Regions from separate parts of the Homo sapiens genome. Here regions 1, 3, 4 and 5 are each linked to region 2. Evidence: read pairs that join two places in POLR2A ChIA-PET (ENCODE). Cell type or tissue: HepG2. All regions are shown on one strand. Each heading gives the region's core, and the rest is flanking DNA. Links, peaks and the distances in the headings are about the cores only. Region 1 overlaps IRF2BP2 (interferon regulatory factor 2 binding protein 2). Region 2 holds the start of LOC107985365 (a long non-coding RNA gene). Region 3 has its middle 14 kb from the start of LINC01348. Region 4 has its middle 9.4 kb from the start of LINC00184. Region 5 has its middle 3.6 kb from the start of LINC01348.

Evidence for each region. ChIA-PET counts read pairs that join two places held together with the same protein. Peaks named below come from ENCODE experiments on the same cell type or tissue, not always from the same donor. Only the 100,000 strongest peaks of a DNase experiment are listed, where the experiment ranks them.
Region 1: POLR2A ChIA-PET joins it to region 2 with 29 read pairs; 16 of 35 experiments call an interaction of 5 or more read pairs at or near these places.
Region 3: POLR2A ChIA-PET joins it to region 2 with 27 read pairs; 4 of 35 experiments call an interaction of 5 or more read pairs at or near these places.
Region 4: POLR2A ChIA-PET joins it to region 2 with 23 read pairs; 16 of 35 experiments call an interaction of 5 or more read pairs at or near these places.
Region 5: POLR2A ChIA-PET joins it to region 2 with 51 read pairs; 4 of 35 experiments call an interaction of 5 or more read pairs at or near these places.

The regions. Positions count from the first base shown.
Region 1 is chr1:234,600,598-234,606,445 of GRCh38, reverse strand. It overlaps IRF2BP2 (interferon regulatory factor 2 binding protein 2), which reads left to right. Exons shown (of 2, transcript NM_182972.3): 2 at 1-2,177. Among named protein-coding and RNA genes, the nearest start is that of IRF2BP2, 6.7 kb to the left of the region's middle. RefSeq lists silencers at 3,490-3,659, 5,545-5,594. In HepG2, for the core only: no CTCF peak of the experiment used is centred there; DNase peaks (open chromatin) are centred at 380, 1,632, 2,405, 3,505 and 1 weaker place; H3K4me3 peaks cover 4,000 bases.
Region 2 is chr1:234,873,104-234,878,951 of GRCh38, reverse strand. LOC107985365 (a long non-coding RNA gene) reads left to right here and starts at 2,126. Exons shown (of 3, transcript XR_001738533.2): 1 at 2,126-4,176. RefSeq lists a cis regulatory region at 2,424-2,441 and an enhancer at 2,360-2,504. In HepG2, for the core only: a CTCF peak has its summit at 1,887; DNase peaks (open chromatin) are centred at 1,951, 2,431, 3,231 and 4,231; H3K4me3 peaks cover 1,757 bases.
Region 3 is chr1:235,081,184-235,087,031 of GRCh38, reverse strand. No RefSeq gene overlaps it. Among named protein-coding and RNA genes, the nearest start is that of LINC01348, 14 kb to the right of the region's middle. RefSeq lists an enhancer at 3,950-4,472. In HepG2, for the core only: a CTCF peak has its summit at 3,140 (motif pointing right); DNase peaks (open chromatin) are centred at 1,151, 2,811 and 3,171.
Region 4 is chr1:234,616,993-234,622,840 of GRCh38, reverse strand. No RefSeq gene overlaps it. Among named protein-coding and RNA genes, the nearest start is that of LINC00184, 9.4 kb to the left of the region's middle. RefSeq lists an enhancer at 5,658-5,848. In HepG2, for the core only: no CTCF peak of the experiment used is centred there; DNase peaks (open chromatin) are centred at 1,630, 2,395, 2,870 and 4,240.
Region 5 is chr1:235,070,479-235,076,326 of GRCh38, reverse strand. No RefSeq gene overlaps it. Among named protein-coding and RNA genes, the nearest start is that of LINC01348, 3.6 kb to the right of the region's middle. RefSeq lists an enhancer at 807-1,056. In HepG2, for the core only: no CTCF peak of the experiment used is centred there; DNase peaks (open chromatin) are centred at 1,486, 1,936 and 2,636; H3K4me3 peaks cover 1,961 bases.

The DNA of each region.
Region 1 (5,848 bases), core at 372-4,371, 270 kb after region 2:
CCGCTGTTCACTGTCCACGTGATCAGTTGTAAGATTACAATGCTGCATGCTAGTTGGTTACATAAGATACAATTCCAGTGATGGAAGGCGGTTATAATGGATGGTGGTGTGTACAAGATGGCACTGCCATCTTTGAGCAGAGCCCAGCTCTGCAGCGCCACTTCATCTTTTTAAACACCCTAGAGGTCTGTTTGTTGTTGCTGTTGTCCTTTATTTTGAAAGAGTTGCAAGAGAAGTTACAGTCCAGGTGAACTTGGAGATTGTGGGATTGGTTTTGTTTCTGTTTTGTTTTGTTTATCATTTACCTGTAGTGCTATTGCTGTTGATACTATCACCTATACCCTGTTTCTAGTGAGTGCTGAATACAGTATGGTACAATGACAGTAACAGCCGCGTGGTGCTGCCAGGACTGCCCTTGGGCATATCAGTGACAGCCCAAATGTGGGTGGAGGAAACCTGTAATTTCCTTCTTAACATGTGTTTGAAATACCAAGTGAATAATACTGTTCTGGAAAAAAATGATAAACTAGTGGAAATTAAAGAAATTAAGGGTTTTATATAATAGACAGGCCCCACCTCTCAAAATATTTTTAGAAGTCTTTTTGTAAACTAATTTCTTTTGATCACTATTTTGCATCAGTAAAATGATTTTTTTAAAACCAATAAATCATCAATTATTAGAAATAGTTGTCTCACAGTGATACTGGTTTTTCTTTTGTGCTGTTATGATTTAACATTGACAGGAACACTATTTTAAATCCTTACGTTCAGGTGTTTGTAACTTGGCCTTATAATTAGGCTGAATTATGGCTTCAAGGTCTACAATTTATGTGTATGGTTCACAGCCTAGCTTCTATTTACATTTGAAAATACAGATTTTTACCAACTTTGGATTCTTTTTTAGTTATATGTTTGTCTTTCCTTTTTAAATTGTTCAAAACTATTTTTTAATGGTCAAGTTACTAACACTTGAAAATCAGATACTGCACCAAATACAGTGTTTTTCCGTAGTGTTTTTAATGAGTGCACCTATTACTACTGTGCGAGAATTCATGTTTTACCAGTCATTGTTATATTACAAACAGACTTGCATGATTAACCAGTTGTTACACTTACTTTTTCAAGTTGGAGTATATATGACTCAGTGCAGACTGGTCTCTCTTATGTGAATGCACACATGCAGAAATGCAGAGTCAATTTTACATGCCCATAAAGACATTTGTAAAGAATTCAGCTCTTATGGTCTGTTGTATAAATGTGTATCTAGGCACTTTGGAATTTGACCTCACAGATGTTACAACTTGATCAGTCGTTTGACCTAATTTGTGGTAGCTATCTGTATGTTTTGCAATCTTAATACAGACATGCTTTCCAAAAAGATTAATACAGAACCATCCTGCCGTTTTGGATAAGTCTATCCAGCTGTGGAAAGGGCAACCTGTGGTTTCTCTGTACTGGTGTTTAATGGGGGAAGAATATGAACAGCTTTAAAGAGCTGTGTATTGTGGTTACTACTATTAAAAAATAAGATCTGCACGAGTCTGACTGGCCTTTGGGTGGCCTTTGTGGACGGCTCGTAGCTGGAAAGTGTTGATCTGGGTTTTCTGGCATTCTTTTAAGTTAAAAAGTTAACATCGGGACATGGGTTTGATCTTTTGTTGTACCTGATGACAGTGCAGAGATTCTCCACAGCTGGATAAAAATGTCACAAAGCTACTTACTGTACATGGGCAGTATCAGATTTCAAATCCTAATATTTCAGCTGTGCTTTTAATACTCAAAATATTAGGGGATGGGGTGTTGAAGCTTTCCCTTTTTTGCTTTTAACAATTTATAGAATTTAACAGATGTACTGTCTTTCATGTGGCCTCACATTTAAAGTTATGAGAACATACACATGGTTTACAACTTTTACTATATACCTTTCCTTGGCCACCAAGTATTTTAAAAGTGTGCCACCTTTTAACCTTTACTTTTTTTAAGTTGAAGGTGATACTTTTTCTATATATGATGAAACTCATGTCAACTGAAGTGAGTGTAATCTCAGATACCAACATTATTATATTTTAAAATCACGCTATGGAAATATCACCTGAATTCTGTCATTTGTCAGATTTACAGTACCTTTTTTTCTTTAACTTTTAGCATTAAATAAAAATAAAATTGGGAGCACTGAACATTTTCTGAGGCCTTTTTTAATTTTCTAAAGCAAGCTTAGAATGGCTATTGTTTTAATCACTAATGGCAATGTGACTAAAGGATGTGTGGGTTTGGGGTTGGGGTTTGCCTGAACTTCAGGAGATAAAAGACATGGAACAAAAAGGCAACTGATGGTATAAAATAGAAGTGCCAGGGACTGCGGAAAGGGCAACTGGATAGGGGACACAGATAAAAGAGCTGAACAAAGTACGGCTAGAAAGCATTTGTTTATTTTTCAACTAGCAGCAGAACCAGCCATTCTGCAATGGTAGATTGGAAAGAGAAGATAGTGACGACACTGGAAAGACTCTCAAGACCTGGAGCTGCTCTTTGAAAAGCTTTGGAATAAAACAGCTACGTTGGGCCATAGGAAATGCGCTAAAGACAAAAGGGATTTAAAAAAAAAAAAAGCCTTATACTTTGGAAAGCTTAGGAATGAAAAAAGCCAAAGCCATGTATGAGCTTTATTGATATCCTGAAACTTAAATTTATAAATAGAGATAAAAGGTAGAAAGCACTGAGACACATTTTACTGGCTACTCTCATATAATAAGAAATTTCCTAGATGTTGCAGCTTTTACTCTTTTTATTGATTAATGGCTTGGCAGACTTCTCTATGAAAGGAAGTTGTGAAACTCATAAAGAGTTGGAGGCTAGGATATACATAGAGTTACTATATGTTTTAAATTAAACAGCAACAGTGAATGTGTACTTGAATATATTTACACTAGGGTGGTCTGGTAACTAGGAGGGGCCCATCACTATATATATTTTAATAGTTTTTCATTATTAGTCCATTTAAGGTTTTCAAGAAACCATATTCTTAGCAAGTTACAGATGATAAACAATTTTTCATGTAATAACTAGGTTAAAAGAAATAGGATGAACTATGTTTTTGTAACAAAAATGCTAAATTTTATTTTTAGTGAAATTGAAAATAGTGCAGCTTGTAGAAGTAATTCTCAACATTTCAAAACCTCTTCCCAAAGATATACTTTAATGACTGCATTTCGTTTTCAGTTAAGAAAACAAACCAGACTCTTGATGTGGCAGATGTCTTTGTTTATTCCCCAAAGGGGAGTTGGGGGAGAGTTAAAAGGAAACTATGGAAATCCTTTTTTAATTCCTAGACTTTTAAGTCCCTCTTTACTCAAAAGTTGTTTTGCATATGATTTATAGATGGTTTTATTTGGTTAGTGAAGAGTAAAATGTTTCTCTTCCTGATTCCTAAGTGTATACGTGGAATCATTCAGAAAAATGTTCAGTTGTGTGTAGGCCATGAGAAGTCCTGAGTCACCCTCATTTGCTTGCCTTTTGTTCATAGGGAACAGTATGAGAAGACACGCCTTTCCTCTGTCACAGACCAAGGTCAGATGCACCAATGAATGGAATACATATTTACCCAATTTATCGTGGGGTTCTAGAAATCGGGAGTGGGGGTGGGGACTGTTTTAACTCCTTCAGTGCCACTGGTTAGGCCTCTGACAGCAATGGTACTACAATCAAATAAAAATTACGGGTGTGACTTTCCAGATTACAAACTCTATAGATCCCTTGTTGCTGTTTCTCTTGACAGCCTGCATTTTCCTTAATATGTCTGAACCCCTCACTGTAACTTAAAAAGCACACAAATAGACAATTTATAAATTACTCGCTAAGCGGTTAGAAGATAGAAAATGGGTAGATTTATGGATTATCTGTGGATTCCTCCATTAATCCTCAGATAAATCCATAATTTGTCAGGGATACCCACACTACCCCTAGTTATTACATTAATTTATACCTAATTTAACAGTGAACATTGTTTTAACTCATTAGGTGTGTCATCTGCTCCCTCCCCATGTCAATACAACTTAACTTAAAATGCTTGATTTGAAACAGCTCTCTGATTGTTTGATTTGAAGTGTAACTTGTCTCTTTAAAAGATTATAGAATATGAAGTCTGTATTTGCACTGGTTTTAATCAGAAAATTATGCACATCTGCCTGGCACAACATAAAACAATCCATACAACCCACAGAAAAGGTATTTTAGGACAAAAAGTAACTATACCATAGACAGATCATTATTGAGAATCATTTAGACATTGTATCTTAAAAGCTGTTCTTTTATTTTTAATCCAAAACCCAACTGAGTAAAATTTCCTTATTAAACAACCCTATTAGAATGGTATAAACAGTTTCTTCTGTAAGACAAACATTTATTTGGAAAATATATAGAATGGCACTGTATAACACTAACTCAAAACATGGAATAATAAATCTTCAGTGCAAGTAAAACATCACAAAATCAGCCATGAAAAGCCTCTAGGAGATGATTTCTGCCTAGGTCAGATAAGTCTAGAGACTAGACTACAGGATTCCTAGTTTAAATTGAGAGCTTCAAGGCACCGGTTCTCATCCTTTGAATGGGCTGTCAGAAGTTAGATTGCGTAATCTAAAGAGCCTCCTCCAGCAGCTCTACAGACGCCCTTGATGCTGAGATAAGACATCCTGTATAGGGTAATAATGTCACATTTGAATATTTCTAAATATAGTTTACATTTTGGGGGAAATGAACTACATTACATAATCTGTAGATCACATCACTTACCACTTTTACTTAGCAATTAGTATTTCTATATCATCACCATCAGGTAGCATTCAGATGCCCATCGTGCACAAAAAATGAGTTCGGTTTTGTTGTGGAGGCACTCAGCAACTTTAGCAGATAAATATTTAAGTCATTGCAAATTTATCTGCAATATCTATAGAAAACATCTTTCCTATACTAGTTCAAATAGAGTACTTTGAATTGCGTATGTGGCTATTTATGCCTCCGGGGTGGGGGGGCGGTGGGAATTAAAAACCCGGAAACATTTCGCCAGAGCTCAGGGCCTCAATTTATTTTAATGCATGGAAAGAGTTTATTAAAAGTGAACCTCAAATTACTGAGGTTTTGCCTTCTTTTATTGTATGATTTTTAAAGTATTTGCCATACTAGTAAGAGTTCTGCAGAGAAGTGACATGTGGGAGTAGAGATTGTCTGGGTCAGACTAAATCAGCATTTCTTTGGCACAGGCTTGTCTTGGGCCGTCTGCCTGAGCCGACTGTATGTGTGAGCTGCAAAACAGAAAAAAGCTGTTGAGAGTCTTAGCCCAGGCTAAGAGCCCATTACCCCCATTTTGTTATTTCTGCCTGCAAACAGCAGTTCAATTAGCTTTTCTGGTGATAAAAGATAAAGATTTATTGTACCCCATATACAATTGAAATCAGAATTTCACAGGAGGGTCACAGTCATTAGAGAAGTTTTGGAATACTATTCTCCTAATAAGCACCATATGGGTTGTTGCTGTTATAATTTAACACCTACTAAGCAGGCATCTCATTCTAGGCTTTGAACAGCTGAGAGGCTAGCTCCTACCTTTTGTGCAGCTTAAAGTCAAAGCCACAGGTAGGAAATGTCACTTTGCTTGGTTCAAGACACGTATTGACAAGAGTTAACCACGAGTTTGTTTCCTTCCAGTTTATCTTACAAACCACAGTAAAATTCTGACATAGGAACACAGTCCGAAGTCCAAAGTGCTTTCGCACAATAAGTTCATTATGCCCAGCGTGCAATTCATGCATCAAGGGGGCCGCCGGACCCCATTATCTTTATACAAATCAAG
Region 2 (5,848 bases), core at 903-4,902:
CCTCGGCCTCCCAAAGTGCTGGGATTACAGGCGTGAGCCACCGCGCCCGGCTGAGGAGCAGAATTTCTTTCCTTCTTTAGTTTCCTCATCCGTAAAATGGAAAAAGGGCTCCTGTCCTTGACGTGCCTCTAAGACACACCGTCATGGGAGTAGCATTATTATAAACATTTGCACACATGCAGTGTTCTGGCAGGCAGTGTTCCCTCTCCAATCCATAAGAAAAACCATGCAACTGCTGGCTGAGGAGGAAAAAGAAATGTGAAAACATCAGCAGCTCACCTATCTGTGTCATCCCAAGCCTTCGTTCAAGTTTCCCTTGCCATGGTGCCATCATAGCCGAGAACAATCAGCCTGGGATAAGGAGCTTCGGTCTGTTGGGTGCAGAATGTCCTTGGCTGTCATATGCCTCTCCTCAGCCGGGGGCTGCTCCGTGGCCTTGGGAGCCACTGCCAGGGCAGCTCTGGGTGCAGGGGGCCGTGGCGCCTCCTCATGCTGACGTTGGCAGAGGTAAGCCTTAGGCTAAAGAACGAAACAGAAGAGAAGCGGACCAAAGAAGGTGGTCAGCCAGGGCTGCAAATGGAGCTGCGTCCTCATGGAGGAAGGCCGGTGCCCTCTGATCTTTCTTCTGTTACCTTGAAGTTACATTCTCTTTTGTAACAGTGATGTAGAGGATAATGACCACGTTACATGATGTCCAAAGGGGCTGACCCACCCTGAAACGACTCCGTGCAGAGGTGACCCAGCTTGCCCAGAGGCGGTGTCTGTAGAGGTGTCACTTGGCCTAGAGGTGCAGTGACCCCGTGTTTTCTTGTGCCAGCTGGGACACTTGTTTGAGAATGAAAGGAGGCACTATTCACCGGAATAAACTGGGTAAAGGGGACATATGGCCACCTACCTAGAGGTCACGAGAGGGTGATAGAGGACTTACCACTGGGTGGTTTCCTATGGAAAGGTGGCCACGCCCATCCACGAGGGTTTAGCGCACAGATGGAAATAGCCCCAACATCTCTGGCTGAGGAGGAGTTGGCCAGTGGGGGTGCCGGGAAAAGGACAGCAGGCACTTACTCAGTTGGAGGGGCCCATCCTGCAGACCTGGCTTAGAGACTCAAACTGGAGTCTCCATCCTACTCCCATCTTTCCAGAGTTTCAGGCTTTTCAAAACATTTTCCCAAGATGCACAATTCCAGCAGAAAATCCCACCTAACCATCCAAGGGTGGCTGGGCCACGCTATCATTTGAGAGGCAAGGACGTTGAGGAGCAGATGTGTCCAAAGCCATCAGCCTTCAAGGAGTGAATTCATTTCCAGTGTCTGGCTCAAGGAAGATTCTATCCATTGTGCCACCCACCAGAATAGTGGCTGAGGTCTGAGTGTCTTAGAATTCATTCCTACCTAACCGGCAACCCTCAAGAAAGTGCAGAAAATTAGGAAGGAAGAGCCCCACTGGGCCATGGAACGGAGAAGCCCGCGGAGGATAGAGCAGCGGTACTGGGGGCTGAGTGGATGTGGGGCTCAGACTTTGCCTGGACCTCTTGGAGTCCTGATGGTTTTAGAATACCGGCTGAGACTGGAGCCTGGGGCTGGACACAGGAAGGAGAATAACTTACTGCTCCTGTGATTTCTTGGGACTGCATTGGGTCCGAGCCGAAAGTGGCCTTGCTGGTCATCCCCTCCAACTCCCTTATCAAAAAGATGAGGGGCCAGGCACGGTGGCTTACGCCTGTAATCCCAGCACTTTGGGAGGCTGAGGCGGGTGGATCACCTGAGGTCAGGAGTTCAAGACCAGCCTGGTCAACATGGGAAAACCCCGTCTCTACTAAAAATACAAAATTAGCTGGGCATGGTGGCGGCCTGTAATCCCACCATACGGGGCATGGTGGCGCCTGTAACCCCAGCTACTTGGGAGGTTGAGAGAGGAGAATCGCTTGAACCTGGGAGGCAGAGGCTGCAGTGAGCTGGGGTCATACCACTGCACTCCAGCCTGGGTGACAGAGTGAGACTCCACCTCAAAGAAAAAAAAAAAAAAAAGATGAGGAACTTTGTATTGATGTGGGAGGAGGAGGTGGTGGCATGTGCCTATACCTTGCAGACCATCTCGAGTTTATCTCATTTAATCTGCAAAATACTCTGAGATAGGAAATATAATCTGAGATGATCCCTGTTGCCCAAACTCCCAGGTTAGTGAATGGGGAGGAAGGATTCGAATTCATTTCTCTGACTCTGAAGCTCCTGCTTTTTGTACCATATGTCTCTGTCTCTCCCTAAGGCATGGAGAGATTACAACCCTTGTCCAAAGTCACTTCATCTGGAAGAGGTCAGGCTAAACTGAAGGTACACTGACCCTTGTCTAAGTCTTTCTGGATCAACTTTCATTGTAAATATTTTCTCCCTGATTGTGCAACGCTCAGCAGTTACTTACCAGGGCTGCAAAGTGAAGATAAGCTTGCAAGAGAGGAACCACCCACCTCCCCCGAGTGAACCATAGGCAATTTCTGAATGACTCTCAGGCTGTCAAAGGCAATTGCCACAAGAGGTCAACGCCAAGGCTGCTCTGCAGATATGACCAGGGCTCATTTTTTCCATGATCTTAGAGAAACTGGATAAGCCCGGGGCAAATCGGGCCCAGAGATGAGATGGTAGGACATTATGGCAGGCCCTGAAACCCCAGCGTGCCCCAGCAGAGGCCTGTGGTGGCCTCTGGGGAGGTGGGCGGTGGTGGAGGTCCGTGTGAGAGGGCAGCAGCAGCAGCAGATTAGGCCCTGTGGAAGCCCACTTCCTTCCAGAGACAGTGCCAGGGGAGGAAGGGTCCAGACTGAGGGCAGGACGGGCCAGGGGGTGTGGCAGGCGGATGCCCCCCTGGGCAGGTGACCTCATCCACCCCTCCCGTGTCGCCTCCTCTGATCTGCTCCCTCTGGAGATGGGGAAATCCAGAGTAGGGGCAACAGGAAGTATATTCCCAAGAAGACTGTAGACCCCCGCACAGGGAAACGATGGAGCTCAGGAGGGGCGCTGATCTCGGGAGCCTGGATCCACCAGTTATGCAAGTGATGAAGTGAGTACGCACGGTCCTCGAGGCCAGGGCCGGCGCAGTAAGAACGAACAGGTTGTTCTGGAAAATTGTCTGGCAGCCTCCCCGCGGCCTGCCTGCAGGAACTGGCATCTGTGGAGTACTTTGCCTTGCTTGTTGATCCACAGCACTTACCACATCCTGGAGAAACAGGTCAATACAGGTGGCCCTCAGGAGCCATGGGCCCCATGTTTGGAACTCTGACCCACACAGGGGCAACCTGAACTCCTGAGCCATAGCCAACCCCTCCCACCCGGGGCCTCTGATGAGCTGGGCCCCCCTGCAAATAACGTTCCTGTCTGTTTCCATCTGTGAGCTCCTGCTCGCGATCTAAGGCCCAGCTGAAAGTGCTTCTTCCTTCCTGGGCCACCTTCCTTTCATTCTCAGCTTTTCTAAATTATGAACATTTCAAACATTCCCAAAGGAGAGAGAGTGCACGATGCACCTGAACCATATGTCGCCCAGAATCCATGGCTATCAAGATCTTACCACAGTTGCTTCATGGATCCCTGCCTCTACTTATTTCTTTCTGAGTTGCTTTAATGTTTCACGCCACTTTATATCTATGTACTAGATTTTGCATCTCTAAAATAGAGGGGCATTTTTATACGTAATGATGTTATGGTCGTCTGGCCTAAAAATTGCCAACACTTCCTTGCTATCTATCATTCAATACCCAGTCCATATTGAAATTTCCCTTCTGAAAATTAATTTTTGGAATCAAGTCTACCATCGGATTTGGTTGAATTTCTGAAGGAAGGGGGTCCATTGCTCTGCCGAATGTCCCCACATGGCTTCTGTCTCCATCCACCACGTATGTCCAGCTTGCGGCCCTGACTCTAGGTGCCCTCAATTATGCCCACTGTGGAAACGGCCTTTCTGCCACATCTGAAGCTTGAGCCTTGGAGGCAGGCATGACGTCTCATCTCTGTGTTCTTTGTGGTTCCCAAGGCAATGCGTGGTGTATCCGAAGTGCTCCACTGAGTCTCGAAAACGTCCCTGCATTGGAGGGATCATGGAGTGAATTTTGTCTTTGCCACTCCACTTACAACTTCAAGTCTGGAGATTTTGAAACACCCCATGACTGGGAGTGACCGCTGGCTCGGAGAGGTTTGTACACAGAGCAGAGGGTAGACTAGATGACCCTTAAGATCCACCATGACTCTGCAATTCAGGCATGCGGAACCTGGCTGATGACAGACATCGACTTTGTCCTCCAACCTTTTTCCGGGACTTATCAATATTCTCGTGGTTAAATTCCACAAGCTGGCATGATCTGAGGAGGGAAATTAGGACATGGTTTCTTGCCATTACTTTTTACAGCTTGGCAAGGGGCAGGAGGCTGCCATCCCCTTCTGTGGTTGCTGTGTCATTCTGTGGGGTTGCTGGAGCCGGGGCCTGAGGTGTCAGGGCGGTGGAAGCTCCTGACCCTGCCCTGCTTTCTGACCCACCTCTCATCTCACAACCTCTGACCTTGTTTATTTCTAGAGGCATAATCTGTGTGCCATATTGTGAGTAAATGAGAAAATGTGGCTTGGATTATGGAATTCAGCTTTATGATTCATTTGTTCAGCAAGCTCTTTTTGAGAATCTATCTTGTGCCAGGCCCTAGATTCTGGGGGTTTAAAAATTGCCAAGACCCAGGCGTGGTGGCTCACGCCGCTAATCCCAGCATTTTGGGAGGCCGAGGTGGGCGAATCACAAGGTCAGGAGTTCGAGACCAGCCTGGCCAACATGGTGAAAACCCGTCTTTACTAAAAATACAAAAAAAATTAGCTAGGCATGGTGGTGGGTGCCTGTAATCCCAGCTACTCGGGAGGCTGAGGCAGGAGAATCGCTTGAACCCAGGAGGCGCAGGTTGCAGTGAGGCGAGATCTCACCACTGCACTCTAGCCTGGATGACAGTGCAAGACTCCATCTGAAAAAAAAAAAAAAAAAAACAACAAAACAAGAACGGCCAAGACCCACCTTGCTAGCAAGAAGTTCACTGTCTAATGACAGAGACAGACCAAAGTGGCATAAGAGAGCAAGCCTGAATGCTATGAGAGAGACCCATTTCAGACTGCTGGGGTATAGGAGGGCTTCCTGGAGGAGGCAGCTTCTAAGTTGAGTCTTAAAGGTATGCATAGAAGTTTGCTAGAAGGAGGGGAAGCGGAAGAGGAAAGAACATTGCAGATATATTCCAAGGAGAAGGAATAGCACGTGGGAAGGGAGACTGCATTTACCCTGTGCTTTCAGAAACACATATAATGTAATTCACACCTCACAAATGATTTTTATAAAAAAATAGGCCTCAGGGAGGTTAAACGACTTGTCCAAGGGGAGGAAGAAGAATTAGAATGAAGGCTATAGACTCTCTGGGCAGAAGTTCAGCACCCTGACCTTATGCCATGCTGTGTAACATCCACCCTCCATTAAGTAACCGTAAAACCCTCATTTGTGTCAGCCACGGAAGGGGCTGGGCCAGCCTGGAGGGTTCAGGGTAGATGGGGTTGCTGCATTCAGCAGTTTAGGCCCAGATGGGCAGAAACACCTGGGGCCCCTTCACGGCATTGCACGGTCACCTGGGTGCTGGGGACCAAGGACAACAAATCCCGTCTCAGAGAACAGGAGAGTTTCTCTCCTGATGCAAATATATGTTGTTTGATATTGGCTTACTGACAAGGTGGAAATACCACACTATTGACCAAATAGGCTTATTTGGTAGTTTATATATCATATAAAAACCATTATAGCTTATTTTATATATATTGTTATTACTTATTACATATATATAGTTATA
Region 3 (5,848 bases), core at 994-4,993, 210 kb before region 2:
AACCTAATTTACGAAATATACACTTAAAATTATGATTTCTTCAAATTCTACCCTGGAAACGCTTAGTGAAGGGATTTTTGCCATCTATTTCTTTGGTAAATCTCAGAGCATCTAAAAAAAAGATTAAGTGGACAAATGAGTAAATTAGCCTATCTACAAATATGTAAGTCCTTGGATGGAAGTTTTTAGGACAAATAAATTTAAAGAAAAGCATTAGATGTTATTGGTAGGTATAGTCCAAGTAGATATGAATAAGAAAATAGTTTTGAAATTAAAATTTATAGTATTATTGGTAGGTGTAGTCCATGATATTTCTGAAATTTAATTTTATAGCAACAGGAAAACATGAATGATTTACAAACAACTTTTGAATATATCAACAATGGAAGTGATAAAAACATTAATATTTACTGAGTCATTATATGATATGCTGTATTGAACATTTTATTTATTTATTTATTTATTTATTTATTTATTTATTTGGGATAGAGTCTTGCTCTGTTGCCCAGGCTGGAGTGTAGTGGCGCGATCTCGGCTCACTGCAAGCTCCACCTCCCGGGTTCACGCCATTCTCCTGCCTCAGCCTCCCCAGTAGCTGGGACTACAGGCGCCTGCCACCATGCCCGGTTAATTTTTTGTATTTTTAGTAGAGACGGGGTTTCACCGTGTTAGCCAGGATGGTCTCAATCTCCTGACCTCATGATCCGCCTGCCTCGGCCTCCCAAGATGCTGGGATTACAGGTGTAAGCCACCACGCCTGACTGAACATTTTGCTTTTAATTTAAGTTTTTTTTTTTTTTTTTTTGAGACAGGGTCTTACTGTCACCCATTCTAAAGTGCAGTGACCTGATCAAGGCTAACTGCAACCTCAACCTCCCGGGCTCCAGCAATCCTCCCACCTCAGCCTCCCATGTAGCTGGGATTACAGGCGCAGGCCACCATGCCCGGCTAATTTTTGTATTTTTTGGTAGAGACAGGGTTTCACTATGTTGCTCAGGCTGGTCTCGAACTCCTGACCTCAGGTCAACTCTGTGGGCATGGGGGACAGTTCTGAGAGCCATGGGCAGGGCAGATCCCTCCAAAAGTGCCCACAAGACTGCAGAACACTTTGTTCAAATAAAATCTTAACCTAAACGCGAAACATGAAAGAAGAATGAATGAATTGTTCTGGTAAACTGAGATGGGGGCCAAAGTCCATCCAGTTAGCTCCTCCCCTCCCCTGGGGTCTGAGGAGCTGTGGTTTTGAAAACCATGGATCTGGTTGAGCGTGGTGGCTCGTGCCTGCAATCCCAGTGCTTTGGGAGGCTGAGGTGGGTAGATCACCTGAGGTCAGGAGCTCGAGATCAGCCTGGCCAACATGGTGAAACCCCGAATCTACTAAAAATACAAAAAATTAGCCAGGTGTGATGGCAGGTGCCTGTAATCCCAGCTACTCTGGAGGCTGAGGCAGGAGAACCGCTTGAACCTAGGAGGCAGAGGTTGCAGTGAGCCAAGACCACGTCACTGCCCTCCAGCCTTGGTGACAGAGTGAGACTCCATCTCAAAAAAATACAAAAAACAAAAAACAAAAAAAGAAAACCATGGATCTGGCCAGATGCAGTGGCTCACGCCTGTAACCTCAGCACTCTGGGAGGCCAAGGAGGGTGGATCTGAGGTCAGGATTTCAGGACCAGCCTGGCCAATATGGTGAAACCTGTCTCTACTAAAAATACAAAAATTAGCCGGGAATGGCGGCGTGTGCCTGTAGTCCCAGCTACTCGGGAGGCTGAGGCAGGAGAATCACTTGAACCCAGGAGGCAGAAGTTGCAGTGAGAGAGATTACGCCACTGCACTCCAGCCTGGAAGACAGTGAGACTCTGTCTCAAAAAAAAAGAAAACTATGGATCTCGTTCTAAGCCTCTGTTTTTACACCTGATAAACATGAGGCTGAGAGAGTGAGGCTACCTCCTCAGAGGTGCACAGTGACTTAATGTCAGCGCTTGGACCCACCCTAGGGTCCTGGGCTCCTTGTAGAATGTTCTCCCTCCTCCTTGTCCACCTCCTCCTCATTTGCGGTTATCCAGACACACAACTGCTGAGAAAGTCTTTTGTTTCCTTCTTTATTTATTTTGAGGCAGAGTCTCGCTCTGTCACCCAGGCTGGAGTGCAGTGGCGTGATCTCAGCTCACTGCAGCCTCCACCTCCCAAGTTCAAGCCATTCTCCTGCCTCAGTCTCCCCAGTCGCTGGGATTACAGGTGTGCACCACCACCCTGGCTAATTTTTATATTTATTTATTTATTTATTTGAGATGGAGTCTTGCTCTGTCGCCCAGGCTGGAGTGCAGTGGCGTGATCTCAGCTCACTGCAACCTCTGCCTCCTGGGTTCAAGTGATTCTCCTGCCTCAGCCTCCCGAATAGCTGGGACTACAGGTATGCGCCACCAAGCCCAGCTAATTTTTGTATTTTTAGTAGAGACAGGGTTTTACCATATTGGCCAGGCTGGTCTCGAATTCCTGACTGTATGATCCACCCACCTCGGCCTCTCAAAGTGCTGGGATTACAGGCGTGAGCCAGCGTGCCCAGCCTTGTATTTCTTAGGTGAATAGATTTTGATTTGCAGAATTCAAAAAGGAATGCGAGTGAAGTAGGTGAAACAATAAATTTAGCTTGGAGGATCCTATGAGCCTTCCCCCTGGTGTGCTGGTCACAGCTGGTTTTGCCCAGCGCCCTTTTGTCCTCTTTGTCCTCTGCTCTCCTTTGAACATCAATCAACAAGGGCCTGATGGCATTGACAGGCTTGCCCTGGTGACTGACCACGTCTCAGGTTGAAAATGTGCTTTGGCGCCTTTTACAGGACGATGGCATTTGTCCCAGTGTGTTCCAGTGAAGCGCCTCGCAGGACCTTGATAAACTTGACTGTCCGTATCCATCAAGGTGCTTGTGCATTATTCCTACAACTGGGGAGATACCTTACCCACCTCCTTGCAGATCGTTCTAGGGAAAGGTGTTTGGCCATCTGTCTGGGAGGCTGAAGACTGGCCCTTGCCACAGGCAGGGTGCTGAGAGCTGCCCCTCTGCCCAGCCTCGTGCTCCTCTGCTGAGGGGTCAGCTCAGGTTGTCTGGAGGCACTGCCCTGCGCCTGCTCCTCGAGCCGCTTGATGGCACTGTTAGAACTGGAGAAGGGAGGCAGCTTCTCCTGAAACAGTTTCCTCTGTTCTGATCGGCTCCAAACTGTCATTTCCACCCACCTCCTTCCTAACTGAACAGAACAAAATCACTTCACAGCCTGTTGCTGCTGCTCTGCTCCCCCAGCCCCGCCCCGCCATCTGGGCAAAGATTTAGTAGCCCCTGTGCCCTCTTTCCCGCACTCATGCACCCAGGCTTCCATCCTGTCTCTCTAGAGCTTTATCATCCTGTGTGTTTTGGGGGCCTCTGCGGTGCCAGGGGCTTTGCAGGCAGAGAGAAGGCCAGGAAAACCTTATAAGAACCCGGGAATCTAAAAGAGAAAGCAGAAGTGCCTGACATCCTTCTGGCCACATGACTTGTTTTCTAGAAGAAAGAAGAAAATAGCAGTGGGAGAAGGTGCTTGGGAGGAATGGAAGGAATGTGCAGAGAGGGCAGGAAATGGGGTCTCTCGGGCGGAATCTTGGCATTAGGTTGCAAGGCTTAATGTGTTCTGTTCTTGGCTTCCCAGCTGCCACTGTGTCTAAATCCCTCTCGCAGGGTCAAGGGTGGGTGGAGGCGTGGTCTGAAGGGACGCTTGCCTTCTTCTACTTGCTTTAGCCTCTTCTGGTTCTCAGTTCTGTCTCTCTCTCTCTCTGTAGCTCTGTCACCCAGGCTGGAGTGCAGCAGTGCCATCATAACTCATTGCAACCTTAAACTCCTGGGCTTAAGCAGTCCTCCTGCCAGGAGTTTACTACTGGTACATGCCATTACACCCGGCTAATATTTAGTTTTTTCGGAGGGATGGGGTCTCACTAGATTGCCCAGGCTGGTAACTTCTGGGTTGAAGCCAGATCCTCTCACCTCAATCTCCCAAAGTGCTGGGATTACAGGCATGAGCCACCACACCTGGCCTCTCTTTCTTTTTTTTTTGCAGTGGGGGGTGGGGGTGGCTGGTGGGGAGGAGGACAGAGTCTCACTCTGTAACCCAGGCTGGAGTGCAGTGGCACGATCTCGGCTCACTGCAACCTCCGCCTCCCGAGTTCAAGCCATTCTCCTGCCTCAGCCTCCTGAGTAGCTGGGATTACGGACACGTATCACCATGCCCAGCTAATTTTTTTATTTTTAGTAGAGAAGGGGTTTCACCATGTTGGCCAGGCTGGTCTCGAATTCCTGACCTCAGGTGATCCACCTGCCTTGGCCTCCCAAGGTGCTGGGATTACAGGCATGAGCCACTGCGCTTGGCCCTCTCTTTTTTATTTATTTATTTATTTTTGAAACGGAGTCTCACTCTGTTGCCCAGGCTGGAGTGCAGTGGCATGATCTCAGCTCACTGGAACCTCCGCCTTCCGGGTTCAAGTGATTCTCCTGCCTCAGCCTCCTTGTTGTATTTTTAGTAGAGAAGGAGTTCCACCATGTTGTCCAGGCTGGTCTCAAATTCCTGACCTCAGGTGATCCACCTGCCTCGGCCTCCCAAAGTGCTGGGATTTTGGGCGTGAGCCACTGCGCCTGGCCCTCTCTTTTTTTATTTTTATTTTTAAATGGAGTCTTGCTCTGTTGCCCAGGCTGGAGTGCAGTGGCGTGATCTTGGCTCACTGGAACCTCTGCCTCCTGGGTTCAAGTGATTCCCCTGCCTCAGCCTCCTGAGTAGCTGGGACTACAGGCATGCATCATCACGCCCAGCTAATTGTTGTATTTTTAGTAGAGAAGGGGTTTGGTCTTGAATTCCTGATCTCAGGTGATCCACCTGCCTCAGTCTCCCAAAGTGCTGGGATTACAGGCATGAGTTTTTTTTTTTTTTTTTTTTTTGACACAGAGTCTGTCTCTGTCACCCAGGCTGGAGTGCAGTGGTGCTATCTCGGCTCACTGCAACCTCCACCTCCTGGGTTCAAGCAATTCACCTGCCTCAGCCTCCCGAGTAGCTGGGATTACAGGCGTGCGCCACCATGCCCAGCTAATTTTTGTATTTTAGTAGAGATGGGGTTTTACCATGTTGGCCAGGCTGGTCTCCAACTCCTGACCTCAAGCAGTCCATCCACCTTGGCCTCCCAAAGTGCTGGGATTACAGGCATGAGCTACTGCGCCCAGCCCCTTTTTTTTTTTTTTCAAAATTTATTGTGTATACTTAAGGTATACAATGTGATGTTATGAGGTACATGTACATATAGTAAAACAGTTACCAGAGTGGAGCAAATGAACATAGCCGTCATCTCTCATAGGTACGTATTTTTCCCCTGTGGTAAGAGCAGCTACAATCAACTATAATCTACTCATTTAGCAAAGATGTTGGATACAGTACACTGTTAACTAAGTGTGTCTTCATATTGTACATCAGATCTTTCCACTTGTTCATCCTGCATAGTTGCTGCTTTGTGTCCTTCCGCATTCACCTCCCCATTTCCTCTGCCTCACCCCCAATACTGGTAACAACTGTCTTATTCTCCATCTCTGTGTATTTGGCTTTTTTTAAAAAAAAGATTCCACCTGTAAGCAAGGCTGTGCAGTATTTGTCTTTCTGTGTCTGGCTTATTTCACTCAGCATAATACCCTTCCTATCCTCCCTCCATGTTCATTCTTGTTGTGGATCTCCTTTTTTTTTTTTTTTGAGACAGAGACTTGCTCTGTCACCCAGGCTGGAGTGCAATGGCACAATCTTGGGTCACTGCAACCTCTGCCTCCTGGGTTCAAGAGATTCTTGTACCTCAG
Region 4 (5,848 bases), core at 905-4,904, 260 kb after region 2:
GCAACAGAGCCAGACTGTCTCAAAAAAAAAAAAAAGAAGAGAAAATATATTTGCTATTGATTAAGTGGAAGTGGGTCATCATAAAGGTCTTCATTCTCTTTGTCTTTAAGTGAAGTAGGCTGAGGAGGAGGAGGAAGAGCAGGGGTTGGTCTCTTTGTCTTAGGGGTGGCAGAAGCAAGAGAAAATCAATGCATGTACCTGTGCCATTCAAACCTGTGTTGTTCAAAGGTCAACTGTACTTTTCTTTAAACCTGTGGTAAATTACAGACTTTATAAAGGGTCCTTTTGTAATTGTGAATAATCACCTCTTAATTGATTTCTTTCTAAGGAATATATCATTCCATGTAGAATGTTCTTAAAGCTAGTTATACCTGTTCTCAGTAACAGATACAAATGGTCATTGCAGTAAGAGATGATTATAATGAAGAGTTAACATGAAAAAATAAAATATTCCTTTCTATTAGTTTGGAAATGACATTGGGCAGGGAAGGACCAATATAAAATCTCAAAGCTGTGCATTGTTCTGTACATGTCACCTCCAAATGGCTCCGTAGTCTGAAACTCAGAATGCCTGTCTTTCTCCTTGAGCTCAGTCTGTCACTGTGTAGCTCAAGAATTCTCTGAGTTAATGTGTGGTTGAGAATGGAATTTACCATAGTCATTTTCCCTCCCGACATATCTATTACAAAAAAAAAAAAAAAACTATCTACAGTGATTTACAAACTTTGTTTTCTTTCAGGACAACACAGCAAGCTACCATCTCATGTGCTCCAAGAAGAATTGACTCTTCCCCCTACTTCCCCCGTTTCAAGGAGGTGGGGAGGGGGGCAGAGGCACAGAATCCTGGCCTTGGTGATAGGATGTGGTGTGATGCTGTTCTTCTGTATGTACTGTCCCATGGGGTGCCTGAGGATACGGTGCTGGCTGTGGTCCAGGTAAATTGGAGACAATCCTAGAAGTAAAAACATCCATCATGCTTAGTAGGATCTTAGGTTGTAACGGCTGCCTTGAGCCTTCAGACATTTTTTTTATAAAGCTCCCGGTCATAAAGCACTCTTTCCGCCTCTGCTGCCATATGTTTTTCCAGCTGGACTTTCACCAGTCTTCCACTCTCCAGAAAGTTCTTACTCATTCAGCCCAAGGGTATCTCATCAGTTTTTCTGAGGACTGCTGGAAGTTTCAGCAGGCGTCCTGGCCACACGGAAAATCTAGCTAGCTAAGCTTGTGGATGAAGGTCTCCAGTTATGAGTCTGTGCCCTGAGATGCTGTTGCCTGCCTTATTCAAATTAAATTTAGAGAAATTTAAATAAACATATATAAATGCATGAAACTGTATAAGAAAAAAGTCCTTATTAGTATGCATTTTCTGGGACTCAGACATCCTCACCAAATCCAACAGCAAGGAAACTGAATAACTTTTTGTCTTTTAAGAATAGTTTTTGTCCGAAGATTGGAATCTACCCACTTTTTTAGCCTGATCAGCCAGTGACCTCTGAACCTTGCTTTTCATTGTTCATCTTCTATTCACCTGGGGCACTGAGGATGTTTTTGCTTTTCCAGATGCTGTTTTTACAATTGGTTGACACAATGGCTAGAGTCATGACTCTTGGGTATGCTTCGTAGTTATTTGCCTATGGGACAAGGTTCACTCTTCCAAACTTTTTTTTTTTTTTTTTTTTTTTTTTTAGAGACTGGGTCTCGCTTTGTTCCCCAGGCTGGAGTGCAGTGGCGTGATCATGGTTCATGGATCACTGTAGCATCAACCTCCTGGGCTCAAGCAATCCACCTGCCTCAGCCTGCTTAGTAGCTGGGACTACAGGTATGCACTACCACCACACCTGGCTAATTTTTAATTTTTTGGTAGAGACCCCAGCCTCCCAAAGTCCTGGGATTGCAGGTGTAAGCCACTCTACCTGGCCTTGATTTTTGTATTTTTTTTGTAGAGATGGGGGTCTTGCTATGTTGCCCAGGCCAGTCTCAAACTCCTGGCCTCCAGTGATCCTCCCGCCTCAGCCTCCCAGAGTGCTGGGATTATATTACTACTGCACCCAGCCACTCTTCCAAATTCTAACCAAGCAGTTTGTTCTTTGTGATCCAGGCTTAGTTGCTGCCCTGTTGGCCATTTTTCCTTTGGGTGAATTTAGGATTCAGTTCCTCATCCTCAAAAGCCCTAACTGAAAAGGAACTGATGACACATTCTCCATGGTAAACCCTTCTTGGGAAACTCTCACGAGGACTTGGGCACTGTGTATCCAGCTCCTATTTTAGTGATAGATTTATATTTGATTTACAATAGAAATTGAGCCCACATCCAGATTTTAATAGTGCCACCCATTCCTTACTGGTGAGACCATTCTCTTCCTACGGTCCACCCCACCAGCTGACTGCCTCTCCTCCCCACTACAGTTTCCCAGCTGTCTCCTGCCACCCTGCTTCCATTTGCTGTTGTGTATGCTCCAATTTTTTACCTTCACACGACGAAAACTTCAGGGGCAAAAATTATACCTATGATAATGTAAAGAGATCTTAGAACAACTGAGACTGGCAGTAAAAAATTCAAAATTTTGACATTCCTAGTTTGGGGAGACGAGTTAGATTCAGGGATAGCTATGAAATTGTGCTGTCTGAATTTGTAAAGTATTTTTCAAAGCAGATTAACAGGACACAGTATTATGAGGAAATCACACTGATTTTCACTTTCTTTCTCGCTTGTTGGTTTCCCTAAATGCTTAAATAAGAATATAATTACAATATTTCTAAACGATTGTGCAACTGCTCTGAAGCTTGACTATTTACCTCCCACCACTCAGAAGAATACAAGCGGTATATATCTGTTAGGTTACCCATTAAACGACTGTGACAGATCGTATTTCTGGTTAATTGTTAGTTCCTTATGACCTTAGACTTTGCCTGTGTATTTAATAACACCATCTGCTGTCTAGGGTAGCAATACCACCTTTTTACATGAGGATTACTGTTCTTACTTCGTAAACAAAAGTGCTCAATCTGAGGTGTTGAAACTGTACCACAGAATTATTTAAATTATACTACCTATGGAAAGCTTAAAGAAGAAAAAATTAACTTTCTTCTCTATGGTGGCTTTATTAGCTTCAAGTAAAATATCAGAATTTATACACCATAAGAAAAGTATTTTTAAAAGATTTACAAGTTTTATTATTGGTCTGCAAAATGAAATGTTTTAAAAGAACGTTGTCTCTGTTATACTTGTTTTGTTTATCTTCTTCTAGCCGAGTTTCTCATTGTATATGATCTCTGAGCAATTTCTCAATAAAACAGACAATTTTAAAAAATTCTCACAAAATTAAATCGAGATGAGACTTAAAATAAAATCATCACCCAATATCATGCCTGTTTTGAAGCATTCTGAGAATCCTACTGGTTCATAAAAAATATTACAACATCTACTAACACATGGTCTATAATAAGGCAAATGTAGACAGGGTTTGAAGTCAGCTACCTTTGTTTGGGTCTCACAGACAGTGGCGCCTGTTAAATGAACTCTCCGTGGTCACAGTGAGGTGGGTGGCAGGGGGCAGAGCATTTATGTTTAATTTAACCAGGCCCATGCTGTACAGTATACTAATTTAGTTCAATTCTCCAATCCATGAATCAGAACTTCCTAAAAACAGAAGGGCTCTATGTAGTAGGAGAACTGGCTTGCATGGAAGTTGTATCTCCTGCGTGAGGGGAAATAGCACCTTTCTGAGTCAGGAGGAGGGAACTCCACTCATTTATTCATTCATTTATTTGTTCCTTAAACCATTGCCAGCCTTCATCCAAAAAGAAGCAAAGGTGAATGAAATTGCTGTTTAATTTTACCAGGGAAATGACAGCTCCCTAATGGTGATAAGTTTTTCACAGGAGCGATACTTCTGAGAATCAAGAATGAGCACTGCAGAATAAAGCATTCCAGGTCAATGTGTGTCTGATTTTGAAGCCTCTGACTTCGGCTATAAACTGTGACGAGGCTCACAGAATTGACCGTGATACACCCAGCACTCGCATAATTCCTAACTTTATGCTAAAATATGGACACTTCAGAGTGGTTTGTTTTTATGTGTGTGTGTGTGTGTGTGTTTTTAAATCACTTGGAACCAAAAAGGTTGGCCTGAATACTCACCACATGAAAATAATCAAGAGGTCATTTGCCAACAGAAAACAACTTCAAAAGTACGGAATGTGGAATTCTGAGCCTAAACCGTTTGACAGTATCCCAAAAAGGCATGTCCTGACATGTTTTCAGTCTAAGAGGGTTTCAGCATTCCAGGCTTTTAAAAGAATGTCTCCTATTACAGGAGCTGCCTATCCTTTTCCACACTCTCAATTCAAGGAATCTGGAAGTCTAATTCTGGAACACCCATTTTAAAATATATTGAGTAATCTTTATATGAAAAGTAAAGTATACGGTGACTCCTTTTCTGGTGTTTGAAGAATAGTTGAAACAAATTCTTCACATAAGAAAAACACAGAATTTTTGAAAAACATAGAGTTTTTTACAACTTTATTAAGTTATCCCATAATCAGACCCGTATAAACAAAAGCCATAATGTAACACGAATGTAACATTTCACCATAGTTAACCAAGTCACAACAAATTTCAAAACATCAGAATTCTTTGAATTTACTCTCATAACATCCTTTATGAATTCAGTATATAGCCTGCAAAGAAGCCACACAGCCATTAAGTAGTAGAATTCTAGGTGAGAATCCAAAAACACCTCAAAGCAAGTTTCCATATCCTGCCGACCTACTCAGCCAAATGCCTGCCTGTGTATGAAACCGTTTTGTTTGTCTGTTTGCTTCTTCAACTGAGAGCCTCTTGAACAATCTGAATAGCCTGTGGATAGTATATTAAGTCTTTGCCCGTATATATATATGTATGCATATATGTATATATGTATATATACACGTATACACGTATATGTATGTGTATACGTGTATATATACGTATATTTACACATATACGTGTATATATACATACACACATATACATATAAAATTATATATAAACACACATACACACACATACATATATGAAATAAGGCAGTCTCTTGAGGAAAGAAAAATGCAAATATTTTCCATAAGCCCTGAGACATTGAAGTTGGGCTTATATTAATGCTGATACAGATGTTTTGCCCTGGCTAATTTAAACTAAGTATAGACCGTGGTTTAGAGTCTCCTAATCTGGGATTGAGCCCAAACCAAGCAGACACGATGTTCTCGATGATGTGATGCTCTGGTAGCCATTTAACCTCCTGACTTTATTTGGATGGCACAATGCCCCCAAATAATGGGCAGGCATTTACTGGTAGTTTTTCCGCATTGTTTTGTAATCCCATGTGGGTCAGAAGAATGTTGGGCTTGGGTTTGTCAAATTCCTGTGTATTCCCATCACCCCCACCCACCACGAGAGGTCAGAACAGAAATGACATCAAGGCCAGCACCGTCTCCTCCACTCAAGAAAAACTGGCCTAGGGTGTCCAGCTGACCTGCCTCAGGTCACATGCCAGGTGAATGAAGAGAAGCTACGGTCCCTCAGTGATCTCCTGCATAGATATTTACATGTATGCAAAAAAGAACCTATGAAGAAAATATAAATAGGAGGTAGCCCACCAGTGGGCTAAAGAAAGAACTGCAGTTTGGGAAACCTGAATTCTAACTGTCGTTTAACCACACATTTTCTTTGTTTTAAGACAGATTCCTTATTATCTTGGTGTCTCAGTTCATAAAGTGAACAGACACTGATGTTCTTAACTATTGTTAAGAATAATGAATTGGTCTGATAATGCAAAGATAGATAGATGGATAGGTAGATAGGTAGATAATT
Region 5 (5,848 bases), core at 1,064-5,063, 200 kb before region 2:
TGCTCACGGCACTGTGCCCAGTCTGCGTACTTTGGTGAGCAAGACAAGCCCCGTCTTCATGGAGTTTTCATTCTAGTGGGGAGTGACAGACATAGGCCAACTCACCCTGCAAATAACTTTCACTTCCAGTGATGACTCCAGCAATGAAGGAATGGTGCAGATTGCTAAGGTGTCCAGCAGGGAAGCCGACTTAGTCTGTGGGAGTGGGTAGAGGGCCCCTGGGATTGCCACCTCACCTCTCGGGGCCTTACCTGTGAAATAGGCTCACCACCATTTGCTTCATAGGGCGACCACGAGTAACGGGTAAAATAATGCACTTTGACTCATGCTGGCTACCCTCATGATTCCTTCCTAATAAAATCTCCAGTGACTAGTCTCTCATATCTACTGTTTCTCTTCTCTTTTGAATAATGTGATTTCACAATTCAACCTTGCCCGGACAAACAGGAAAACCCATTCCAAATTCCAACCTGGCTTTAGAAACATTTTCTTGGAGGGTGGTGGGAAGTGGGATGGGGGTTTGGGAAGGGATGCTCTCCCAGCTCCTTCCTTGCTGTCTCGTTGCCAACTCCAGTTCCCCGGCTTGTGAAGAGTGCGCGTGGGGGGACACGCTCTGATCCTCATACTCCGGGTGCCGCCCACCTGAGACCGCTCTGTCCTCTGGCCACAGCTTCCCAATACTCTGTCTACAGGGAAATATTTTAAAGACTCAGGAAGTGAACTCATTTAAAAAAATGTCCTCCCCCTACTTTTCCAAAACAGTGCAGCCTTCCTGGAAGAAAGCAAACAAAACAAGTGTGACTGTTTAGAAAACGATTGGAAAACCCATTCTGAACAGTATGAGTTTGCATGGCTCTCCTGGGCGGATGTGTCACCCTCGGCTGGGCTTACTCTGGCGTCTGTGTGGAGAGGAGGCAGGGCTGCCCACGCAGTCTTCTCAGAAGAGGCAGCTGATGGCTGAGTGGGGCCTGGGGACCAGTTCCCCTCAAACAACCGCGGGCACCTCACCCTTGCAGACCTCAAACACACAGACAGACACGGATGTGAGTCCACATATGTGTGTGAGGCTGCGTCCAGCTGAAATTAGTACAATGACCTAATCGCCGCCAAGGCGCGGACAACTGCTCTGCGTGTGGTGACTATTTTGGGTTTCTAGGTGTTCGCATGTGATTTGTGGCATTCGCAGTGTTGTTATTAATAACACCGTTGGCTGTGTGGAGGCTGAGGATGAAGCCTTTTCAATTCAGCCATCTGGTCAGAATGCTTCTCCTTTGATGAGGGAAAAAACCTTTGCTGTGTTTCAACTGGAACGCTGCCTCCCAATTAAGGTGACAGCAGATCGCCGAGTCGCCCTGTCTTTGCAGGAAGAGCCAGCCAGGCTCTAAATGCCACTCTGTCCGGGAGGGAGAACGCCTTTCCTATTGATTGTGGTTTGGTATGCAGTTCAGGCACTGGCTCGAAGGGACGCTGGGCCAGGAAAGCCAGCGTGCAGTGTTTACTGGGTTGGCTGCCTTGGCGCTCAGGTTTTCCATTGTCAGGCAGTGACAGTGCTGCTCAGACGCTCTCAGGAGACGTTCCCCTGCTTTCATAACAACGAAGGGCTTTTTTGTTTTCTGACTCATCTTCAGAAGATCTCCCCCACTTCGTTTGAAAGTAAATATAATTAGTAACAGGCAGACATACTGTATATAGCCAGCCCTGCCTATGCAAGAGAGTTATAATTAAACATGCATGCTGTCTGCTGTTCACTGTCTGCTAAAGGCCTTGCTGAAGTCACCTGCAGGGAGAGGGGTTTATCTTGAAGCAGCAGCCTGGGGTGAATGCTGCAGAGAGAGAGAGAGGCCTGTCCCACCTTTGAGTCGAATGTCCAGTCTGAAGCTTAGATTGAGCTGTTGACTAAAGGGGAGGTGTGTCCATCGGCCCTTGGCCTGCCTTCGCCTGGGTTCTTCTCCATTCTCCACCTTGGGCAGCCCTGGGTGACCCTGTGTGGTCAAGGTTGGGGCTGGCCCCTCTTGGAGACAGAGTGATGGTGGCCAAGTATGGTTGTCATAGTAACGAGGTGGCTGCTGCCACTGCTGTCGGCTCAGGAGGCACCTGCCTGCTTGCAGGTTACGATCTGCCCTCCCGAGGCTGGGGAGCCAAGACTACTTGCCTTTGTTCCCAGCTCCCTGCCTGCGATGCTGGCAGCAAAATCTCAGCCCCGCCCGGCAGGGCAGGAGCTCAGGTATGTTATCCCCAGGTGACCCTCGGCCCTTCTTCTTGGCTAAGGGTAGGCTGGGTGTTTGGAGGCCACTGTCCAGGCCCATAGAGAGCTCAGATTCTGCTGAAACCAGTGGCTCAGGCAGCCCCAGGAACACACACACAGCTTGTGGGAAGATTCTGGGACCACGGCACGGCCAATGGCAGGAACACACACACACCTTGTGGGTAGATTCTGGGACCACGGCACGGCCAACGGGCTTTGTGACACAGGCTTGGAGACACAGGAGAAGCTGCTGTGCCTCCTGCTCCTCCGGGGGGTGCGGCGGTGACCGGATGACTAGTTGGCACAGTCCTTCCTTGGCCTGGATCAAATGCAACAGGCGTCATCTGAGCCCCGGGCACCTTTCCCCAAGTTGCTCAAAGTGTTTTCCGAGCAAATAGTTGTTTCATAACACCCGTGAGAAGTAGGTGGGGTGACAAAGCATTCTTTGTCCCTGTCTTGCAGATGGGGGAATTGAAAAGCTTGCCGGTCCTGGTGGTGAGGCCAAGAAAGGGAGAAGGTGCTCTCCTGCCCAGGGCTCTGGGTGTGGAGCACCGGGGCCAACTCGTGCCCCGTCACCAACTCCTGTGGAAATTGGTGCAGCTCCAGCAGAGAAGGAGGCCAAAAGTGGAAGAGGCCCAGGGCTTCTCCCTTAGCACTGGAGGCCTCAGATGCAATGGCAGGAGCTCGGCCGTGGGCCCCACTGTCTGAGGTGTTGAAACTGGCCATTGGCAACTCGAGAGGTGTTGGTGCTCTCCTGCTCAGCTTGCTTGAAGTTACTGGACTCTTGGAGGGGGTCAACAGATGCTTTTTAAGCACCCTGTTCTGGCCCAGGAATTGTTCCATTCCAGTGGTAAATGAGGGGGATGTGGCCCCGCCTTTATGGTGTTCATAGGAGACATAGGAGACAGTCAATACATAAAATTAAGAAGAAATCATTTCAGAGAGTGACATGCTATAAGGACACTAAAAATGCATAATGGGACAGAGATTGGCTAGAGGGGAGGGTAGGAGAGGAGGAACAACTTTTTTATTTTATTTTATTTTATTTTATTTTATTTTATTTTATTTTATTTTATTTTATTTTATTTTATTTTTGAGATGGAGTCTCACTCTGTTGCCCAGGCTGGAGTGCAGTGGCATGATTTCGGCTCACTGCAACCTCTACCTCCCAGGTTCAGCAATTCTCCTGCCTCAGCCTCTTGAGTAGCTGGGATTATAGGCGCCCACCACCATGCCTGGCTAATGTATTTTTAGTAGAGACGGGGTTTCACCATGTTGCTCAGGCAGGTCTTGGACTCCTCACCTCAGGTGATCCACCCCCCTTGGTCTCCCAAAGTGTTAGGATTACAGGTGTGAACCACTGCTCCTGGCTATTTTATTTTTTGAGACAGGGTCTCACTCTGTCTCCTAGGCTGGAGTGCAGTGGTGTGATCATAGCTCACTGCAGCCTCAGACTCCTGGGCTCAAGTGATCCTCCTGGCTCAACTTCCTGAATAGCTGGGACTACAGGTGTGCACCACCATGCCTGGCTAATTTTTAAAAATATTTTTGTAGAGATGGGGTTTTGCTGTGTTGCCCAAGCTGGGAACTCCTGGGCTCAAAGGATCCTCCCACCTGAGCCTCCCAAAGTGCTGGGATTACAGATATGAACCACTGTGCCTGGCTGAGCAAAAATTTTAGATAGGGAATCAGAGAAGGTGTCTGCACGAGCAGCTCCGCAAAGGGCAGAAGGACCCAGACCAGAGGACCAGCATTCCAGCGGGAGGAAACAACTGCGGAAAAGCCCTGAGAGGGGAATGAGGGTGGCCTGTCCAAAGCTTGGGGGAGGACGCTGCTCTTGGATGGTAGCAAGAGAGGATGTGAGGGTGGTGAGCAGGGGTGTGGTCCTGTAGGGAGGACCTTGTGGGTTGTGGGGCCGTGTGTGATTCTGGATGCTAGGGGAGGTGATACATAATTCAGGATTTCTTGGGAAGATGGTGCCCACTGTTTTTGTTTTTGTTTTTTTAAGACAGAGTCTCACTCTGTCACCCAGGCTGGAGTGCAGTAGCACGATCTCAGCTCACGGCAACCTCCGCCTCTTGGGTTCAAGCGATTCTCCTGCCTCAGCCTCCCGAGTAGCTGGGATTACAGGCATCTGAGTCCACTGTTGAACCCACCTACTGTATCTCATTGCAGGCTCAAATAATAGCCATTAATGCAATGTAGGTTCCAATCCCAAGTCTCCAAGCAATGATTTTGGGGCAGAGGTTGTACTATACATACACCTATAGATATTTCTTGGCATCTTATTACAATGCTTTGCAATGTGGCATGGGGTTTGTTTCTCAGATTTTACACAGGAAGTTTAGTTACTGATATATAGGTTGAGCATTCCAAACCAAAAACCCGAAATCCTCCAGAAATTGAAACTTTTTGAGCATCAGCCTGATGTTCAGAGGAAATGTTCATTGGAGCATTACGGATTTTGGATTTTTGGATTTGGGATGCTCAACTGATAAGCATATTATGCAAATATTCCAAAATCCAAAAAAATGCAAACTCCAAAACACTGTGATTCCCAAGCTGTTTATTATTTTTTGAGATGGAGTCTTGCACCGTTACCCAGGCTGGAGTGCAGTGGTGTGATCTCGACTCACTGCAACCGCCATCTCCTGGGTTCAAGTGATTCTTGTGCCTCAACCACCTGAGTAGCTGGGATTACAGATATGCGCCACTACGCCCGGCTAATTTTTGTATTTTTAGTAGAGACAGGGTTTTGCCCTGTTGCCCAGGCTGGTCTTGAACTCCTGGCCCCAAGTGATCCTCCTGCCTGGGCCTCCCAAATTGCTGGGATTACAGGCATGAGCCACTGTGCCTAGCCCCCTAGGTATTTAAATGAGAAGCATATTCAACCTGTACTAGAAACATTGTGTTATGTCTTTCCATGTCCCAGAAATGGATTCAGGGACATCATTTCTATTCCTCATAGAAATGAGCCATCTTTAGGTGTCTGGGCTTGGTGACTTATGCCTGTGATCCCAGCACTTTGGAAGGTTGAGGCAGGAGGATCCCTTGAGCCCAGCCATTTGAGACCAGCCTGGGCAGCACAGTAAGACCCCATCTCTACAAAAGATAAAATTATATCACTTCTCAGCCTTTTAGCTAAGATCAAGTACAAAAAATAAAATTATTAGCCAGGTGTGGTGGTATGCACCTGCAGTCCCAGCTCCTCAGGAGGCTGAGGTGGGAGGATCACCTGAGCCCAGGAGGTTGAGGCTTCAGTGAACCGTGATTGTGCCACTGCACTCCAGCCTGGGTGACAGAGCAAGACCCTGTCTCAAGAAACAAACAAACAAACAAACAAACAAACAAAAAACTCCTTGGGTAATGACCCAGCGGTCACCCATTGTGACCAGTTTTTCCATGGGACTGAACCACTGTCATTTGTCTGGTGCTTTATAACAGCTTACAAAATACTTCTGCAGCCACTTTCTCATTTGCTTTTCCCCAGTGCTCGTAGCGTTATTGGCGATGTATAGATGCAGAAGCTAAGAGAGGTTAAGTCATTTGCCCAAAGTTACGGAGCAAGGGGAGACCTGGACCTAAGCTCCAGTCCTTGGCCTT